Regions from separate parts of the Homo sapiens genome. Here region 2 is linked to region 1. A link is a contact called in ENCODE Hi-C or POLR2A ChIA-PET data. All regions are on one chromosome and are shown on one strand. The core of a region is the stretch at or near the end of the contact, and the rest is flanking DNA. Distances in the headings are between cores, read along the strand shown. Region 1 holds the start of POMGNT1 (protein O-linked mannose N-acetylglucosaminyltransferase 1 (beta 1,2-)). Region 2 has its middle 25 kb from the start of FAAH.

The links. A loop is a pair of places that touch in the nucleus more often than their neighbours do. ChIA-PET counts read pairs that join two places held with the same protein, here RNA polymerase II (POLR2A). Pooled maps may share reads with other maps.
Region 2: a loop to region 1 is called in a pooled map, with 2.4 times the contacts of the local background. The contact joins the enhancer-like site here to the promoter of POMGNT1 in region 1. A Hi-C loop is called at or near these places in 1 of 50 pooled maps. POLR2A ChIA-PET finds 5 or more read pairs at or near these places in 3 of 52 experiments (Panc1, activated CD4-positive, alpha-beta T cell and activated naive CD8-positive, alpha-beta T cell).

The regions. Positions count from the first base shown.
Region 1 is chr1:46,197,002-46,202,506 of GRCh38, forward strand. POMGNT1 (protein O-linked mannose N-acetylglucosaminyltransferase 1 (beta 1,2-)) reads right to left here and starts at 1,433. Exons shown (of 22, transcript NM_017739.4): 1 at 1,335-1,433; 2 at 701-870; 3 at 1-83. The coding sequence starts at 820. RefSeq lists a silencer at 1,362-1,561.
Region 2 is chr1:46,366,955-46,372,459 of GRCh38, forward strand. It overlaps a transcript of NSUN4 not described here. Among named protein-coding and RNA genes, the nearest start is that of FAAH, 25 kb to the right of the region's middle. RefSeq lists a silencer at 5,109-5,273. Within about 2 kb of position 3,342, at least 4 of the 41 ENCODE cell types and tissues checked have a DNase peak (open chromatin) inside an H3K27ac peak, as active enhancers do.

The DNA of each region.
Region 1 (5,505 bases), core at 183-2,682:
GCTTCACTGATGGCTCGCCGAGTGTCCAGGATCAACTTGATATTGACAATGACAGTCACCAGCAGGAAAAGCACGGCCCCTGTCTGAGGGGAGGGGTAGGGATGATTAAGAGGAGCACCTCCTTCAGATCCTAGAGGGTCTTTCTGAAAGGAGGGCCCTGGCTGCAGTGAAGACATCCAGAGAAACTGGGTCCTGTCCCTTCCTCTGTCTGCCTAGCTCTACTCCCCTGACCAGGGCCTAGTTTCACAGCCACTTTCCCCAGGGAACCTCCCCTGACACTTCCCCCTCCATTAGGGCCCTCCCTACCCAGTGCTCCTGTATTCTTCTATTTGAGACCTTGATTTCCTTGGTCCCCTCCATTGTTGGTTTCTAGAGATGGAGCCAGGCCCAGGGACCCAAGCGGGGGATCAGACCTGGGTCCTGGCCCTAACTGCCTCACAGGGGTGTGCCTCTCTGCAAAGCCAGCCTGATCAGACTTCAGGCTTCCGTCAGAAGCTTAGAAGTTGTACTTGGGTTCCGATTCCAGAACTTTGGGTTCAAATCATTACCTATAGGGACATGACACATAGAGGTCTCCCCTCTAGGAACCTGCTGCCCCTTTCCCACTGGGGCTGGCCAACAGGGGTCCCAGTGCCTGATTTAGGTGGGGAGGAAGCTGGGAGGGAGCGCTCGGTGGGGAGGGTTTGGGACATCTCTATACCTGACAGAATCTCCGCAGGGCCCGCTGGTTTGTCAGTTTATACTTCCAGGTAAGGTACCAGCTCCGCTTCTTCCGAGCCCCAAAGGGCTTGATGAGGGGGCTGGGCTTCCAGTCGTCCATACCGGATTGGCGGGTCACCAATGTCCTGGCCAGCCCATGACTTCAGGAATCTGAAGGGACCAGAGGGCCACATGGGGTAAGATGCTCCTCCCAAAGTCTGATGCCTTCTGGGGAGATGAGGGAGGACCTCCCAGCAACTCTTCCCTGCAAGCACCCATACTGTGTGACATGGGGAAAGTGGCTCAACTTCTCTGGGCTGGCAGGAAACCCTTCAGTGGGGTTGGATCACCTGGAAATTCCCTGAGACTGGAGTAACTCTCTGAATCAAGGCTGTCCAAGGGTGGAGGCCAAATAATCGGCTCAAAGTTCGTTAGCCCCTACAAGGACCAAGTTCCAGGCCTTCCCAAGCCTGTGGTGAGCAAAGAGCGACCTCTCCTGCCCCAGTCTTCAACCCTCGTCCCATCCTATCTGCCCCAGCTTCTCTCCTCCTCCCAGGGCCCGGAGCCGCCCGAGGGCTCAGGAGACCTGCACCGGCAGCGCTACCCGTTCCGGACACCCACGCGGAGGCACTCACGGCTTAGGGGCCCCGGGCCCCGCTCGGGCCCCGCTAGGGCCCTCACTGCTCGGCCCGGCTCGCCGCGGCCTCCGCCTCCTCCATGCCGCTTGCGGCCCCGCCCCGGCCTGGCCCGCCCCCCCGCTTCCGCCGCCGCCGCCGCCGCCGCTGCCGCGGGGTGAGAGGGCGACGGGCGGTGCTTAGGGCGGCGGCGGCGGCGGCGGCGGTGGCGGCAGCGGCGTCGGGGTGTAAGCAGCCAGCGAGTAAGGCGAATGCTCAGACCGTGCTAGGCAGCTTCGCAGCCCGGCTGGCTGGTGGGGCTGCCTGCACGAGAGCAGCCCGCTCCCCAGCACCGCCGATGGCAAGCCCGACTCCAGTCAGAGGCCTAGCACCTTGGACCAGATCACAGGGCACGCCAGGGTCAGAGGGGCTGCAACCCTTGGACACAGGGCACACACCACCCGCCCCATACCCGTCCTGGGCAAGGCCGTTACCTAGTCCTGGGGCATGCACAGCTATTGGAGGCCAAGGGAGATTAAAATCCAGGTTCTGTCACTGTTCTAAGCACCTTACTGATGATGTTTAATTCCACAACAACCCCATGAGGTAGGCGCTATTATCATTATTATTGTTTTTTTTTTAATTGAGACGGAGTCTCGCTCTGTCGCCCAGGCTGGAGTGCAGTGGCACCATCTCGGCTCGCTGCAACCTCCGCCTTCTGGGTTCAAGCGATTCTCCTGCCTCAGCCTCCTGAGTAGCTGGGACTACGGTCGTGCGCCACCACACCCAGCTAATTTTTATATTTTTAGTAGAGACGGGGTTTCACCATGTTGGCCAGGCTGGTCTTGAACTTCTGACCTCAAGTGATCCGCCCGCCTTGGCCTCCCAAAGTGCTGGGATTATGGGCAGTGAGCCACCGTGCTGGCTATAGGCGCTATTACTATCCCTGTCGCAGATAAAGAAATAAGACCTAATATCACAAAGCTAGGAGAGGTGGAATTGAAACTCAGCCTAGCTCCAGATTCTGCTCTTAACCACTGCACTCTGCTGGCAACAATACATAAGAATTGCCAGGTTTAAATAACATCATACATAGAAAGCAGTTAGCTTAACACAATGGTTCTCAAACTTTAGCTTGCGTCAGAATCACCTGGATGACTTCTTAAAACAGAGGTGCTGGGCCCCATCCCTAGAGTTTTAGATTCAGTGGTCTGGGGCAGGGTGGGATTTTGCATTCCTGAGAAGTTTCTAGGTGATGTTGATGCTTGTTTGAAGTGGATAGCCATAGAACAGTTTTAGGCAGGGGAGCAATATAATCCAATTTCTGTTTTAAGAGAACCTTTACTTTTTTTGTGGAGAATGGGTTGGAAGCAGACAGAGGAAGCCAGAAGACCAGTTAGATTTTTTTGAGCTTTCTGTATTCCATCTGCTTCCTGAATGGTGGGGTAATATCCCCCAAAATGAAATGTTAACAGTACTTGTCTTAGGAGTTAAAGAAATACATGATTTTTCCTAGTAAGTATGTATAAGAATGGAAGAAAACCCAACACATTTTATTACATTTGAAAAGATGTCCCGGCTGGGCACCATGACTCACGTAATCCCAGCAGGTTGGGAGGCCGAGGTGGGGTGGTCAGTTGAGGTCAGGAGTTTGAGACCAGCCTGCCCAACGCGGTGAAACCCCGTCTCTACTAAAAATACAAAAGTTAGCTGGGCGTGGTGACAGGCGCCTATAATCGTAGCTACTCAGGAGGCTGAAGCAGGAGAATCGCTTGAACCTGGGAGACAGAAGTTGCAGTTGAGATTGCACCACTGCACTCCAGCCTGAGTGACAGAGCAAGACTCCGTCTCAAAAAATAAAAAAATAAAAATAAATAATTAAAAGATGTCCCTCAGGGTTCCTTCCTGACCCTCTTTTCTCCTCAAACTGACTCTTCATGGATGATCTCATTCTCTCATGACCTCTGTTACCAATCTAGATGCCCAAACTGACATTGGCAGTTCTAACCTCTTTCCTGAGCTCCAGGCTGCCTGATGTCCAGCAGGACATCTTCACAGGCCCCTCTAACGCAACAGCACAACTTCTGGAATCATTTCCTTTCACTCCTAGATTTCCTGTGGGTTCCCCTCCTCAGTGAACTGCACCAGGCCAAACAGCTGGGAGTCACCCTTGACTCCTTGTCTGTCTCCAGTGACCAGTCCAGGTATGTCTTGCTCACCATTGTATTCTCTACACCACACACAAAGGCTGGCACATAGTAAGCTCTCCGTAACATTTGTTGAAATCATTCATTTGTATTTTTTAACAAATTTTTATTGAATGCCACTATAAATGAATGTAACCAGTCACCTAGTCCTGTCAGTCTTACCTCCTAAAGAGCCTTCCATTCTAGTCTAATTCTTCTTTGACCTCACAATCAGCCCCAGTGCAGGCCATTTCAGTTTCTTGCTTTCCAGCCAGTCTCCTTGACTCTAGATTTTTACTCCTCCTATCCTTTTCTCCTTGCAAAATCCAGAGTGATTTTCTTTAAGGCAAATGTTGCCGGGTTCGGTGGCTCATGCCTGTAATCCCGGCACTTTGGGAGGCCAAGGCGGGTGGATCACCTGAGGCGGATGGATCCGCCTGGCCAACATGGTGAAACCCCGTCTCTACTAAAAATACAAGAATTAGCTGGGTGTTGTGGCAGGTGCCTGTAATTCCAGTTACTCAGGAGGCTGAGGCAGGAGAATGGCTTGAACCTGGGAGGCAGAAGTTGCAATGAGCCAAGATGGTGCCACTGCACTCCAGCCTGGGCAACAGAGCCGGACTCTGTCTCAAAAAAAAAAGACAAATGTTTTGTCTATCTCTAACTTAAAACCCTTCCATGGATCAAAAAGTACCAAGGAAAATGATGTTACTTAAAATTATAAAGGTAGGCCAGGCATGGTGGCTCATGCCTGTAATCCCAGCACTTTGGGAGGCTAAGGTGGGAGGATTGCTTGAGGCCAGGAGTTCGAGACCAGCCTGGGCAACATAGCGAGACTCTATCTAAATTTTAAAAAAAGTTAATTACAAAGGTAACCTTAGATGAACTAAAAAGAGTGATAGAAATATGTAGTGCCAGGCCGGGCGCAGTGGCTCACACCTGTAATCCCAGCACTTTGGGAGGCTGAGGCAGGCAGATCACGAGGTCAAGAGTTCGAGACCAGCCTGACCAACATGGTGAAACCCCCGTCTCTACTAAAAATACAAAAATTAGTCGGGCATGGTGGCACGTGCCTGTAATCCCAGCTACTCAGGAGGCTGAGGCAGGAGAATCGCTTGAACCCAGGAGGGCAGGTTGCAGTGAGTCAAGATCGTGCCACTGCACTCCAGCCTGGGCGACAGAGTGAGACTCCATCTCAAAAAAAAAAAAAAAAAGAAAAAAGAAAGAAAAGAAAAGAAATATATATTGCCAATGGGGGAAAGGAACTACAGAGTGTGAGTTAAACCCATATATCCATATTTATCTGAATAGGACAATAAACAGCAGATGAATGTTTAAAATTGAGAAGTAGTGTGGCTGGGCATGGTGGCATACTCCTGTAGTCACAGCTGCTTGGGAGGCAGGAGGATTGCTTGAGCCCAGGAGTTTGAGTCCAGCCTGGGCAATGTAGGAAGACCCTGTCTCTAAAAAAGAAAAAATAGTGGTAGGATTTACAATAAGAGGATAGTTACTCCTACCCTACCCTTTCACACCTCTAGGCCCACTCCCAATTGGCAACCACTTTTAGTTAACTCTAAACAATAACGTTATGGGTATGAACACCAAAAGAAAAAAAAAAACTAAAAGTTATTTTTTGCCAATTGGGAGTGGGCCTAGAGGTGTGAAAGGGTAGGGTAGGGGTAACTATCTTCTCATTGTAAATCCTTCTGCAACCATGGGCTGGAATTACTTGAATTAAAAGCCTAAACAAACCAGAGTTTTCATGGCTGTTCATTACCTGTTAAATAAAACCCAAACATCTCAGAACCATTTTCTGTAACCTTGTTACTCAAAGTGTGGTCCCTTATTACTTGAAGTGTGGACCAGCAGCATGGCCATCACCTGGGAGCTTATTAGAAATGCAGGATCTTGGCTGGGCGCAGTGGCTCACACCTGTAATCCCAGCACTTTGGGAGGCCAAGGCAGGCGGATCACTTGAAGTCAGGAGTTCAAGACCAGCCTGGCCA
Region 2 (5,505 bases), core at 2,092-4,591, 170 kb after region 1:
AGGAGTCACAAATCTGTTTGAGAGACTGGTAAAAGCTTTGGCCGTTCTCAGAAAAATAAAGACAAAAAACACCATAGCATTTTACATATAATTTCAGGGGCTTTGGTACTTCCTAAGGCCTATCTCCCCCAAGTTAAGAACCTTTGGATTAGAAGATCTCAGATTTGAGGGTCTTTAGTGGAAGGCAAGGGGGTCAAGCAGAGACCCCAGTAACAACTCAAATCACCACTCTCACCCCTGCCAATCTGCCCTTCTTCCCATCTGCATTCTTCATCTCCAAACTTAACACCACCCTTTACCCTGCTGCCCATGCCAGAAACTGCAGCTATCCTTGATGCAGTGACAGTAATCACTACTGTATATCGAACGTACCTGAGCCAGGCCCATGTGAAAAAAGCATTGTTTTACTTACATCATTGTTTCTTACTTTCACAGAAACCCTGGGATATGCTCTTTTTTGTTGTTGCCTATTTATTATAAAACTTTGAAAGAGTTATTCGTTAATTTGAACATTTTCATCCATTTTGTGGCTTTTCTTTGCACTATTTTTATGGTGTGTTTTTATTGCAGGGCAGGCAAGCCTCAAAACTGGGGCTTAGCCTGGGAGAAAGCCAGGAAAGAATTCAAGGGCAAGCTAGTGGTGTTAGACAGCAATCTTTTATTGAACAGTACTGCTCCTTGCAGAGTAAGGCTAACTCATAGGCAGCAAATCCAGAGTCAGCTGATATACTCTTTTTAGTCCCATTTTATAGAGAAGGAAACAAGCTTAGATTGCTTAAGTAACTCAAAAAGTTACAATCTGAAATTTCTTTTTTTTTTTTTTTTTTTTTTAAGACAGGGTCTGGCTCTCACCAGGGTGGAGTGCCGTGGTGTGATCTCGGCTCACTGCAACCTCCGCCTCCCAGGCTCAAGTGATCCTCCTGCCTCAGCCTACTGAGTAGCTGGGACTACAGGCACATGCCACCGCGCCTGGCTAATTTCTGTATTTTTAGTAGAGATGGGGTTTCGCCATGTTGCCCAGGCTGGTCTTGAACTCTTGAGCTCAAGTGATCAGCCTGCCTTGGCCTCCCAAAGTGCTAGGATTACAGGCATGAGCCACTGCGCCCAGCCACAATCTGAAATTCCTTTCTTGAAATGTCGCTTATATTTCTCTCCTTCCTAGCATTCCTACCTTAGGTAGGGCCTTATCATTTCTCACTGATCAAAGGCAGTAGCCTCAAAACTCATTTCTATTACTCCAATCAGCCCTAAATTCTTCCATTCTCCCCCATCCTCTCATGCCACCCCTTATCTGTTGTGTGATCGCCGATCACAATAATTCCTCCCATCCTGTCCCAGTACAATGTGACTTTGCTGCTTCTGTCATTAAGAGATGGAGTCTGTTTCCCCACCTCTTGAATCTGGGCTGATCTTATGATTTGTTTTGACCAGTAAAGTCTGGTGGAAGGGATGCTGTGCAACTTCTGCATGTAGGCCTCAAGAAGCCTCGCAACTTCCACGCTCATTTTGGAGCTCTTCTGCGGCTCTGTGAAGAAGCCTGGACCAATCTGCTGGAGACATGTGCTGGAAGCTGTCTTAGACCTCCTAAGCTCAGTTAAACGGTTAGGTGACCCAAACAGCATGAGTGACCCCAGCCAAGACCAACCTAAATCGCTGACCTCCAGAATCATGAACAAATAAAGTAGTGGTTGTTTTAAGCCAGTAAGTTTTGGAAATGGTTAAGTAAATTTAAATAAAATTTTAACATATGTCATTTGTGTTAGTAAGTAACACAAATCTGAGTGTCATTCATCTGCTTATAATTCTTTGTTCTTTAGGCTGGGCATGGTGGTTCATGCCTGTAATCCCGGCACTTTTGGAGGCCAAGGCAGGAGGGTCGCTTGAAGCCAGAAGTTTGAGACCAGCCTGAGCAACATAGGGAGAACCCATTTTTACAGAAAGATCCTTTGTTCTCTCTCCATTGCCAGCAGGATCAAGTCCAGACTTTTGCCCTGATCCCTGGTTGTTGATGCTGTTTTATCTGTGTCTGTCATGCCTTGCTGCTCCCCTTTTGCACAAATTCTTTGTCTATCCATGCATAGCATACCCCAATGCTTCTGGGTCAGGACAAATTGTCTCCTCTGTCTAAATGCCTTTTCCCTTGTGCTTTCTTGCTAGCTCAAATGTCCACCCCTCTGGAAGCTTTCTCTAATCCTTCTAAAGCTGGGTTGATCCTCTTCTGTGCTCCCCAACCTTCTCTATAATACAATGAATATAGCACTTTCCATGGCCACTTTTTCTTCTTTACCCATCTCCAAACTAGGAATTGTTAGGGACAGTAAGCTGGTATTTATTTTTGCATCCCTAACCCCCAAGTACCAACATGCTTAGTACCTATTTGGTAGTTAGTATATATTTGAGTACCTCCTATGTGCTAGGCTTAACTGTAGACGCTAGAGTGGTGAACAGAGCAGAAAAAAGTCCTTGTTCTCATGGGATGTACAATCTAGTGGGCAAGATAGACAAGTAATTACAAGTAAATTACAAGCAATTACAATTAGTTATAAGTAAATTATGAGTGAGCCAAGTACTGAGAGAAATGTAAAGTGCATATACCTGAGGGACCTAACCTCGCCTGGAGGAAGAGATGTTTAAACAGAGCTGAAGATAAAGAGGAGTTAAATTAGTGAGGCAGAGGAGGATGTTGGGAGTGCCCTAGCAGAGGGAACAGTTCGTGTGAATGTGAAGTCAGGAAAGAGGACATTCTAGATTCTGAAAGAGGTCCAGTATCCTGCAGTGTAAGGAGAAAGGAATGGTTGTGAAACACAAGGCTGGAGAAGCAGGCAGAAGCCAACCTACAACAGGGCTTTCTGGGCCACTTGAAGGAATAGGTATTCCATCCTGAGTAACTGGAAGCCATTGTCGGAGTTTTAAGGTGGAAAATGATCTGATCAGATTTCATGGGCCCCCCAGTGGGAATATGATTATCAGAATTTACTGAATGAGGAAGTTAAATAACTGGCTCTACAGAAATTGCTTCTGAAAGTCAGTCCTGTCCTTAAGTTTACTCAGCCTTATCTCTCTGAGTAAATGGGAACTTTTGAGCTCCAAGCTGTTCAGACCATATTTTGAGGTGACACTTTAGGAGGTGTACTGGCTGAAGAGGGTGACTGGGATGGAGAGGAAACTGAAAGTCTCATTCTGGGGAGAACTGGGGGAATTGGGAGTATTTCGCCAGGAGAAAGACAGACTTAGGGAAGAGAGATGTTGTCTCCAACTAGGACTGTTCTGAGGCAGGGGAAGCAGATGTGTTTTGAGTATCCCCAGGGGCAGAGCTGGGACCAGTAGAAGGAAGTTGTAGTGAGCCAGACTGTAGGTTAGCATACGAAACCTTTCAATGAGTGTTTTCTGAATTATCGCTCACAACCATGAATCATTAGTGGTCATGAAGTCAATTTGTGGGTATGATAAGCCTTAGGACTTCTCACAAAGGAGTACTTAGTTACTCCTTCTCTTGGACATGTAGTAGGCTTGCCTTCCCCACTCCCTCTGCAGGTAGGCATAGCCACGTGACTTGCTTTAGCCAATGAAATGTGCACAGAGGTGCTGTCTTTTTTTTTTTTTTTTTTTCCAGATTCATTTCACTTTTGTTATGAACAAACACAATCTCAGATCAGTATAACTAACTTCAGAGTTGATATTAATAGAAATTATTCCAAAATTATTCTTAGGTCACAAATTACTAGTATGCCACATAAAAAGGGAAAAATCCCACCTCATCAAAGAAAAGGTGTCCTGTGTATGTTTCCATGGGAATGAGTTTAAGCATTCTCAAATTTTCTCCGGCTAGTTATCCACCACTTCTCCAATGGATTCATTCAGTCTCTTAGAGAACCATATAGACTAATGATAGCTTCCGGGACACACAGACAGATCAAGTTCATGGTGGACATTGTTATTATAAAAAATACTCAGGTCTTGAGAATTCCTTTGCTGAAGGATCCCAAAATGCTTTATAAAAAGCATTAGTCATGCCTCAAAACTGCCCTTTGAGGTAGCTCAGTATTATTATCCCCATTTTAACAGAAGAAAACTGAGGCATATTAGAGTTAAGTGACTTGCCCAGGGTCACATAGCAAGTCAGTGGCACTGTGGTAGGAGAGGCTCTGTCCTTAACCACCAGCATAACATTGCCACCTTGATTTTTTTTTTTTTTTTTTTGAGACAGAGTCTTGCTTTGTTGCCCAGGCTGGAGTGCAGTGGTCTGATCGTGGCTCACTGACTCCCAGGTTCAAGCAATTATCCTGCCTCAGCCTTTCGAGTAGCTGGGATTACAGGTGCCTGTCACCACGCCTGGCTAATTTTTCTTTTTTACTTTTTTTTTTTTTTTGAGATGGAGTCTTGCTCTGTCGCCCAAGCTGGAGTGCAGTGGTGCGATCTTAGCTCACTGCAAGCTCCACCTCCTGGGTTCACGCCATTCTCCTGCCTCAGCCTCCCGAGTAGCTGGGACTACAGGTGCCTGCCTCCACGCCTGGCTAATTTTTTTGTATTTTTAGTAGAGACGGGGTTTTACCATGTTAGCCAGGATGGTCTTGATCTCCTGACCTCGTGATCCGCCCACCTCGGCCTCCCAAAGTTCTGTGATTATGGGCGTGAGCCACCGTGCTCAGCCTAATTTTTGTATTTTTAGTAGAGACGGGGTTTCACCATGTTGGTCAGGCTTGTCTCAAACTCCTGACTTCGTGATCCCCCCGCCTCGGCCTCCCAACAATCTGGGATTACAGGTGTGAGCCACCGCGCCTGACCAGGGAGCTTTCAATCATGATGAAGGTGAAGGGGGAACAGGCTTGTCACATGGCAAAAGCAGGAGCAAGCAAGTGGGGGTGGAGGTGGGCGGGGGGTGCCACACACTTTGAAATGACCAGATCTCATGTGAACTCAGAGAGCAAGGGTATGCTTATCATTGAGGAGATGGCCCAAACCATTCATGAGGGATCCGCCCCTATGATTCAAACACCTCCCACCAGGTCCCACCTCCAGTAGCGGGGTTTACATCTCAACATGAGATTTGGGTGGGGACAAATATCCAAACTCTATCAGAGTCCTTCTTTCCTTGTCTTGATAATCCCTTCTCTCTGTACTAGTCTCTTTAGCAAACTGGTTGCTGGGCCATACCCTTGGTTTCCTCTCCCAAACATGCCTTTTTACTGTTTTTTTTTTTTTTTGAGATGGAGTCTCGCTCTGTCACCCAGGCTGGAGTGCAGTGGCGCGATCTCGGCTCACTGTAAGTTCCGCCTCCCAGGTTCATGCCATTCTCCTGCCTCAGCCTCCCAAGTTGCTGGGACTACAGGTGCCCACCACCACGCCCGGCTGGTTTTTTTTTGTATTTTTAGTAGAGATGGGGTTTCATTGTGTTAGCCAGGATGGTCTCGCTCTCCTGACCTCGTGATCCACACGTCTTGGCCTCCCAAAATGCTGGGGTTACAGGCGTGAGCCACTGCACCTGGCCGCCTTTTTACTATTTAC